Linked DNA regions of Mus musculus: region 2 is linked to region 1. Evidence: chromatin contacts called from ENCODE Hi-C or POLR2A ChIA-PET data. All regions are on one chromosome and are shown on one strand. The core of a region is the stretch at or near the end of the contact, and the rest is flanking DNA. Distances in the headings are between cores, read along the strand shown. Region 1 holds the start of Coa5 (cytochrome C oxidase assembly factor 5). Region 2 holds the start of Tmem131 (transmembrane protein 131).

What was found. Hi-C counts contacts between places; a loop is a spot of excess contacts on that map. ChIA-PET counts read pairs that join two places held with the same protein, here RNA polymerase II (POLR2A).
Region 2: a map of heart shows a loop between it and region 1 (2.0-fold over the local background). The contact joins the promoter of Tmem131 here to the promoter of Coa5 in region 1. A Hi-C loop is called at or near these places in 1 of 37 maps with a recorded cell type or tissue (heart). POLR2A ChIA-PET finds 5 or more read pairs at or near these places in 1 of 5 experiments (Patski).

Annotation. Positions count from the first base shown.
Region 1 is chr1:37,428,188-37,432,731 of GRCm38, reverse strand. Coa5 (cytochrome C oxidase assembly factor 5) reads left to right here and starts at 2,629. Exons shown (of 3, transcript NM_198006.4): 1 at 2,629-2,863; 2 at 4,307-4,390. The coding sequence starts at 2,765. It overlaps Unc50 (unc-50 homolog), which reads right to left and starts at 2,593. Exons shown (of 6, transcript NM_026123.4): 1 at 2,239-2,593; 2 at 1,156-1,439; 3 at 61-181. The coding sequence starts at 1,435.
Region 2 is chr1:36,937,401-36,941,992 of GRCm38, reverse strand. It overlaps Tmem131 (transmembrane protein 131), which reads left to right and starts at 2,466. Exons shown (of 41, transcript NM_018872.2): 1 at 2,466-2,828. The coding sequence starts at 2,648.

The DNA of each region.
Region 1 (4,544 bases), core at 1,380-3,879:
TGCCCCTCTGAAGGAAACAGAGGCGGGACAGCATAGAAGGAGCCACTTTACCGTACTTACCACATTAACGTTGAGATCAGAAGGCCAACACCCACACAATCTATAAACACAACCCACAGCAGCAGCTTTATTGTCTCAAAAAATCCCATGTCCAGCACAAAGCCGAATCCTATGGTGGACACTGAAATAAAGAGTTACAAGTCACTGCCAGGCTCAGGTACAAAACAGTCCCTGACTCCCATACACCCACAGTGTAGTAGAGGTGGCACACAGATGATGAAGAAAACCCTCATGACAAGGTACATGCAACTGATGTGGAAAGAGATGTCACCTCTGAATGCAGTAAATGACAGGACACAGGGCACTCAGAACACCAGTGTGGACGGGACGGCACTCAACTTACTCTTAAGTCCAGTTAAATGTGAAAAGCACCTACATACTCCAGTACCCTCTAGTTGACGGGGACTGTTGATGTTCTCCAGTTGGGGTACTGGAGAATCTAAAGGTTCTTTTCCAGTTTGATCAGTACTTTCAGAACTCTTACCCTGGAAGGCTGGGGGTGCAGCTCACTTGCCTGGTAGATTTAAGTCACTGGTTTCTATTCCTGGTCCTACCAACCCCTGCCCCTCCGCTTGACAAAAAACAAAAATAAAAAGATAGCAATCTGCCGGCCTTGCAGATTTGCCTAATTAAGAAATGTAATTCCTATCCTAATATTTCTTGGCACACACTTGGGTTTGGTTCTTATTAGTTTTGTTCTGTTTGTTTTAAAGTCAGCCAGTGTGGCAGAACACGACTGTCAAGCCAGCACTAAGAGACTGAGTTAAGAGCTTCCTGAGTGCCAGGCCAGCCTGGCCTACACATCTAGAAGCTGTTTCAAAAGAGAAGGAATAAACCAACTCTGGGACGAACCCCATGCCCTACTTTCATACACTGGGTACAGTAGTTTACTCTGGCGTGTTACAGCCAGCACTAGGAAGAACTCCACTTTCTTTCTTGCCAGTTTTCTCATGTTTTAGAAAAGACAAACAAATCCCACAGCTTCACACACCCCAAGAGTCTGACCCGCCATACATTATCCCAAAAGATAAAGTTTCCTCTGAAAACCCCAATTTGTTTTTCTACTATACTGCTTGTAAACTGAGACACACTTACCACAGAGCCAGATACTTAAGAGGACTAAGAAGGCAGGGTCATCTCTGGCCCACTGGTCCTTTGTTTGCTTCCGGTAGTGAAAGTTTCTATAAACCCTCTGAGGAGAGGTAAACAGGTAGAGCATCTGCCATGCAGCAAACTCAAAGTCCATCTGCCGAAATCGAAAGAGCCTTCTGAGGTACTTGTAGCGTTTTGCTCCAGCCGTGTGCCTTGCTGCATCCCTGGAATTTAATACTCCATTCCCGTGCATCGAAGAACTCAAGGAAGTACTTGGTAGCATCTTCCTAGATGGAATGAGAACATTTCTCTTAGATGTAATCTTAAATGTAATTATTTGGCTACTAGAACTCCTCGTCAGCGCTATGACGTTTTCTCTTGCCACCTTCAGAAAGGATTAGGGGCCAGAAGCTATAGAGTTGGTTCTGGGGCTTGTCTAGGGGCTGGCCAAGGGTAATGCCATCAAGGCAGTACCACAAACTCCTGTATCACCTGAAACAAGCACTTAACTTCAGTCGATGGTTTCCCAACCTTCACCTCAATCAAGCCTTTGACAGCTGCAGTAGCTCACTACTGATAATGGAGGCCAAGGAAAAAGCAGCACAAGGGGGTGTGCAATGACGTCCTCATTAACACGGGACAATGACCGAACACTGGTTCAAAATTCCGTGTTTGTAATGACCAAGATTTAAAACAAACAAAAAGTTTAATCTAAAAGCAAGGTTACTGAAAAAGTAAGACACACAGTTTATTTGTACAAGTCCATCGGCGATGGCCAGCAAGTCCCTGGTTATTCAGAATGTGACAATAAAAATTACACTCCTTGATGGTTTTACTCCTAGGATGGCTGGGTAGGAGGAATAACAGCGCGAAGGGGCCAGTCCAACTAGTCCGAAGCTAAATGACTGCTGGTCACCGCCCAGCCTACCTGCCCTCCGCGGCGCGGCGCGGCGCCCCGCCCCGCCAGCAGGTCTCCATTACCCCAAGCCTCTGTCAACTAAAAATACAAACGGCCCAGTGACATTTGACTTAAGAACAAGCAACGACAAGGTTTCAGGGTGTGTGTCTCCTTGCAAAATTTCAGACCTGCTTAGAATAGAAAAACGGCTCTAATCCTGCGATTCCCACGTAAGCGGCTGTCTTTGGTTTTACCCAGCAGCTCCACGGCGGGCCTAGGACTCGAGCTGCCGGGCGCCGGCCGGTCCCTCGCCCAGCCGCTGAGACGCCAGGTCGCGAGCTAACCGTGGAAACGGCCGACGGCACGAACGCCACCCTGCGCACACAGAGCAGGCCGCACCTGAAGGCCCTCGAGGCCTCGTCCTGGGCCCGGGACTACCGCCACCTTCCCAGGGCAGCCGAGCCCAGCCGCCGCTGGGGCCACTTCCCTTCCCGCTACGTAGCCCGCACTTGCGGCGCTCTGTATTTACGTTACGGACACGCACTTCCGCCACGCGTGCGCATACCCTGAAGAGTCGCACTCCTGGCGGAAGTTGTTGAGACTTTCTCCCACCCTCGCCGGTAGCTTGCCAGTGGGCGTGTCCCACGCCCTTCCGGGCCGTGCGGGGTGACCGAGGGCCGTGATCCAGTGTGGTGAGGGCGGTGGGTCCCCGCCATGCCCCGGTATTATGAGGACAAGCCGGAGGGCGGCGCGTGTGCGGGCGTGAAGGAGGATCTGGGTGCATGTCTGCTGCAGTCTGCCTGTGTGCTCCAGGTAGCGGATCTGGGTGGCAGAGCTCAGTCAAGACTGGCTCCATGATGGCCTGCGAGGGGAGGTCACGTCGAGGGTAGAGGTCGCGCGTCCGCTCCTGACTTTGGACAGGTCTCTTGAGCTCGCATCCCCAGTTCTTACTGGTGTTAAGTGGGAGATAACTTACTACCCACCTAAGGATTTTGTAAACCTTCAGCCAGCTCTGTTCAGGAAGCGATCCCTGAGTGCTGGCACGCGCCACCAGAGACTCCCACTCTAAGGGCAGCTGCCAAGGCCTGTGCCTGCGCCGCATGGCTACTTGATCTGTGGTGGAGAGTTTTGGTTCCTTGGCTTCTAGAATATGGAAGTATCTCATGGTGTGCCATAGTTTCTCTCTGCCGATCTTTAACCTATCTTAAACCTATAGCATTGCATTCTGGGAGGAATTCAACATAAGCCTTTATACTATGTGCTGCCTTGGGAAACAGGCGAGGAATGAGAAGGGCTCAGAGAAACGTAGGGTATGAACTCAGATGATCACAACGTACCTTCCAGTGGGGGATAGTGAGGAGAAAGGGGAGTGGGGAGAAGGTTCAGAACTTTCTCAAAAATAGACTTCTTAAGATTTTATGACTCTTGGAAAACCAGAAAAGTTGAAACTTCCAGAGGGAACTCAGTATGGTTTTCCCATTACTGACCTTGACCTCAGAAGAGCAAGGCCTCTTGCCCGCTGACTCATCTCTCCAGCCCCTCCACCTTATTACTTGAGATAGCATGTCAGTGGACCTAATTGGCTAGCCTAACCAGATCTGCTTGGCTCCACTCCCATTCTGGGATAAACGACTTCTGCCACCATGCCCAGCTCTTTATGTGGGTGCTGAACTGGGAGCTCTCATGCACAGCAAGCATTTTCTTTACTTAGCCACTTTGCCAGCCCCTCCCTATTAACATTTATATACAGAGTTTAGTACTAACACTAAAAGGTCTTTATTTTAACACATCCAATTCATGGTTCTCATCCATAGGAAGGCTTATACAAACATTGACGATATGTCCTAAAAATCTTAGGCTCTGGGGGCTGGAAAATAGATGGCTCAGTGGTTAAGAGCACTTGTTGCTCTTACAGAGGGTCAGGATTTGGTCCTAGCAGCCATAAGGTGGTGCACAATCATCTATCCTCCAGTTCCTCCTGGTAGCCTCTTTGACATCCATAGGCACCAGGTCTGTATGTAGTGCATGTTTGTACATGCAGGCAAACACTCATAAAATTAAATTTCAAAGCAGACTCAAAATACTTACTTATTTGATAATCTTTACATTTGCTTTTCTTTAATCACCAAGGTTAATAAAAAGGAATTAAGAATTTTCTTAAGTCAACTTTAAAAAAAAAAACTACTTTCAGAAGAACAGTTGTCTGTGCTTTGTGGGACAGTCTTTCAGACATTCACATTGGTTTGTATATCACAGGAAGGAAAATCCCCACGGCAGTGTTTGAAGGAAGGCAACTGTAGAGCTTTGCAGTATTCCTTTTTTGAATGTAAAAGATCAATGGTAAGTGATGAACCATTTCAAAAGCTTATGTTACCTATACATAGAATTAAATGTGAATGATTTAATGGTCATACATCAGTTGTAGTGATATGGTTTGGATAATGGTGTGGGGACTCCAGTGATGAACATAGAGCAAGCATACCATGTTATCCTG
Region 2 (4,592 bases), core at 1,217-3,716, 490 kb after region 1:
CCAGAAATATCCCTTTGAAGGAAGTGAAAGGCTGAGGCCTGGGTGCCAGCCTCAGGAGAAACCTGTCTCCCAGGAAGAGATTTGCCACAATTTGGATAGCTCCTCAGATCACATTGCAAGGAGACTACAGAAAGAAATGGGCAGGGGCAAGCCTTGATCAAGACTGCTTATGTATGACTACCTCTTGCCCTCCCTCCGTTTAAACTGAAACCTGTGTTAAACACTGCTAAGAGCGGGCTGGGGACCTTTAACCCTCCTCTTCCCACTGTGGCCACACTGAATAAATCTCCTTGCCCTGCTTTTCACTTAATTGTCTCTTTAATTGGTGTTAGTGACAGGCCGGCCTAAGACTACCTTGCCTGTTAGGGCTGCCCCTGCCCAAATGCTGACTCTAAAGAGTCAGGTAAAAGCCTGTTCAAGTATTCCAAGGAGCCATTTAAAAAAAAGAACACAGCTCAAAAATACACAGTTAGGTATAGGGTCTTGGAAAGAACTTGTGTTAAGAAAAAGGGCCCACTGCAGAGGCAGTAGATTCATGAGAAGCTGACCTCTGCTGAACATGTTCCTATATGTTCAAGTGCCAATGACACATGCAAATTGTTTCCCAAGGGGCTTTTGAGCCTAGGGTTAATATGGAATGTGGTTGATGCCTGCTTTAGAGAAGTGAACTTTTCAAGGTTGGAGGGACTTGCTTGCCTCGAGTTTGGCAGTGGAGGAAGGACTATTGCCAGCACCCTGGAAGCTAAACTATGACCCAGTGAAGCACTTACATTTCCTTGGGCTTAATTTCTCCCAGTGTTAGAAACCTTCCATATAAATCTCTTACCTTAGGCACATTTCAAAAGCCAGTTTAGAGATAATTATTGAGATTTCATTACATTAAGAAGAAAATTTAAGCCCTGGGTTGGATACCCAGCACTGAAAACCATTAACTTAAATTCAGTGCTAGTATTCAAAAAATTAATGTTCTTTAAAACAGCAGTCAGGGATGGTGGCATATACCTCTAATCCCAGTATTCTACTGACTTTTAAGGAACACAATGAGTTCCACTCCAGCCTGGGCTCACAGTGAGTTCTAGGTCAACCTAGGCTACAGAAGGAGAATGCCTTGGGGGTGGGGGTGGGGGGCAAACCAAAAGCCATCGGGGGTGAGGACGCCTTCAAAATGTATTATTAATTTACATGTTTGCTTCACAAACAGGACGACAGCAGAAGGAAGAACGTTGAGTACCTTTTAAAAAAGGTTTTCTGAAATCCCATTTTCTTTTCTAGTTTGTTCTAAGACATGCAATAGGCAAATGTGGCCTTTTAAATAGATCGACTAACTCAACCAAAAGCTGAGAAAAGCAAAAAAAGACTCTGGGGCTAGGCTCTGGGGGGAAGTGACCAGGCTACCAAACTGTGACAATATCCTTCCTTCCCCTTCCCCAAAGGGCCTAGATTAAGACTTGTATCGAGCAAACAGACACACAGAAAAACACACACACACACTCAAACTTTAACCTGGGAGACATGAGGTGCTTCTTACAGGAGACTAAGACACACCATCTTTGATTTTGGCCTTTGAAAGGAGTATGCGCATAGAAACATATTGATCATTCCAAGACAGAGAAAACCCAGTCTGATTTCTGGCACACCTCGCCTTGTTCCTCCACCCCGCCCCAACTAATGCTTTTTACACACATGGTAAGTTTCCAAATACAAGCAAGCAAAGAAACTGCATAAAAAGGGCTTCCTGTGAACAAGAGGTACGAAGGTTCCATTAAGTCCCTCTTGGGTACGCTTTGGAAGACACAAATGTAAAGAGGGCGGGTCCCCCGTTCTTAAGGAAGCACTGCAAGAAATTGAATCGGACCCTGAACACTTCCCACGTCAAAGCCACCGAGAGGCAGAGGTGCGACCCGAGAAATCACTGGCACGGACTGTCGGCGCTGGGCTCCGGATGCGCACTCAGCCCTCTGAAAGGCTCGGACATTGCAGTACCACTAGACCCGGGTTTGTCCCGGCGTCGGAGGCGCGGCCGGGCCCCGCCCACGCACCAAAGCGGCTGCGCAGCGTGGCTACCCTATCTCCCACGTGACTGCCGTCATTGCCTCCGTGAAGCTCCGGCCGCCATCTTAACTCCTGGCCGGCCCGGGTCCCTCTCCCTCCTTCTCCCGGGCCGTGCGGCAGTGACAGGGTGCGGTTGGCCGCCCCGGCCCGTCCGGTCGGTGAAGCCCGTGTGATTCTGAGGGCGGGGCGAGGAGCCGGAGCTCACGGAGTCCACGGGGAGCACGCGAACCGGCGGGCCGCCCAGGTATTGGCACGGAGGGGGCGGGCCCCTGCGCTCTGCCCCGCCCCTTAGAGGCCAGCGCCGGGGCCCGCGGCCCTTGCCCGTTTCCAGTATGGCCGCCCGCCGTGCCTGACCCGCGGCCTCTCCGTTCCGGCTCTTCGTAGGCGATGCCGATGCCGAGACTGTGACTGACACTCTCGCTCCCACGCACGCACCGACCCAGACCCACGCCGGGAGCCCGAGCTCTGGGCCCACAACCGCTCTCTCCTCGGGCACCGCGGCCATAGCCCGGACCACGGCTCCCGCGCCGCTGCCGTCGCCTCGCGGAGAAGGGTCGCGCAGGACCTCGAGCTCGGCGGCCCCCGGCCCGCCAGGATGGGGAAGCGGGCGGGAGGAGCAGCCGCCGCCGCCGCCGCCGCCTCCACGTCCTCCGCGGCCGGGCTGGAGCCCGCGGCTGGCCGAGGCGGGGGTCCTCGGAGCGCAGCCGCGGGCCTCCTGGGAGCGCTGCACCTGGTGATGACCCTCGTGGTGGCCGCGGCGCGGGCCGAGAAGGAAGGTGGGTTGCCGGCGGCGGGCGGCGGGCGACAGGCGGCAGAGGGAGGCCCGCGACGGGCGCCGGCGCGAAGTTGCTGGGTCGAGCCCCGTCCCGAGCCGGCGACTCGGGGTTCGGCGAGCTGCCGCGTCGGCCGCGCGCCGCGGCTCTGCCGCTGCTCCGTGATTCCTTTCCCCTCACCGTGTCCCGGTCTTTCCCTCGTCTACTGTCAGTGCCCATAAAACTTCCCGAGCTCTCTTGTAGGTTCTTGCCACTTGGCCCGCTATGCGAGGAGGCACCCCGCTTTTAGGCTTCTTGGTGGCTCCTGCTAGGTCGATCGCGGGACGCTTTTCTTGTTTTCCCTTTGTCAGGTTTTAATTTGGGCATGCGGACCGAGCTCACTTTAAAATGCGGTGGTTAAAAAAGAAGAAAAAAAAAAAGCGAGACTGGTGGAAAGGCTTCAATACACGGCTTATAAAATTTCTATTTGCTGGGACATCTCTTTGAAGAGGCTCTTGTTTCCTTAGTATCCTTCTTCACTATCCCTTTGCGGTATGGAGGATCGTTTGTTATTAGCCCTAAATAGACTCTCATTTGCCTCTAGTAAGCTACTGGAAGCCGGTTTCCATTTCTGCTTTAATATCCTCACGTAATTCGGTGCCTTTCTCTTTGATGTGTGAGCCCTTAGAAACGAATGTCAAGTTCCCAGCTTGCACACCCTTCACCTGTAACTCACAATTGAAGCCGCACTCCAGTTTTAATAACTCCTCTAATATTGTAAGGTTGTAAAACTGGTACTTTGACAAGATCAGAAATTACTTTGCAGTCTTGAAGACTAATTTGGGGGTGGGGGTGTTCTGGACTACCTGTTTCTGAACGTGAGCCCAAGGAGAAGTGTGAGCAGTCACAGAACCTTCATGAATTAATTCACAGTGAATGCTGCTTTTTTTTTTCCCTAAGAAGAAAACTAGTTAGATTATTTTTGTTTTTCCTGTATAAAGTCGCTGTTACTGGCTAGCAGCTGTAAAGTAAACCAGATTAGCCTTAAAGTGCAACTCTGTGTCAGTTTATTATTTATTTTCCTTAGAAACATTATATTCTCTCACTTAACTCTATAAACAGAGTCAGCCTGGTTAACAGGCAAGCAGGGATTTGGCAGAGGCAAGATTATTTTAAACATTAAAAAATGCTGCTTTAAGATGGTCAGGCCTGGGATTGTCATAGTTCTTATTATTTATGATCCCCTGTTAGTTTAGTGTTGTTATGGGTGGCCATGGTAGCCAACATTTGCCCATGTGTGTTGAGTGAACCTTTTATAGTGTGATAATTGAATGGGCATGTGTACTTGTGTGCTTCACTGTGACCTAGAGGGGCGCTGGCTTTGCTTTGCTATTGATTGCCTTGTGTGGTATAGGCGCCTAGCTAGGTGCTTTTGAGTCTCACGAACTGGGAACTGAAGTAGTGATTGAATCTAAGTTTTCATTATCCTTCTAAAGTGTATTATTTTTCAATTGTCATTTTATACACTAATTTTGGGGGTACAGTTAAGTAAATAAAGTTATTGTTTGAAGACATTAGTCTAAAATATATTTGTGTATTTCCATTTGCATAATTTACGTGTCCATGCACCTCTCTAATATTCATAAATATATATAAGGGCTGAGCCTGTAGAATAGCTGCCAGCGTGTTAAGTATGAAAGGAAGTGATTGAATCAGCCACTGGGCCTGGCTGAATCAGACAGCTTTTGTGGTTATGCAGTATCAGGGGGAACAGTTTGTATGGACCAA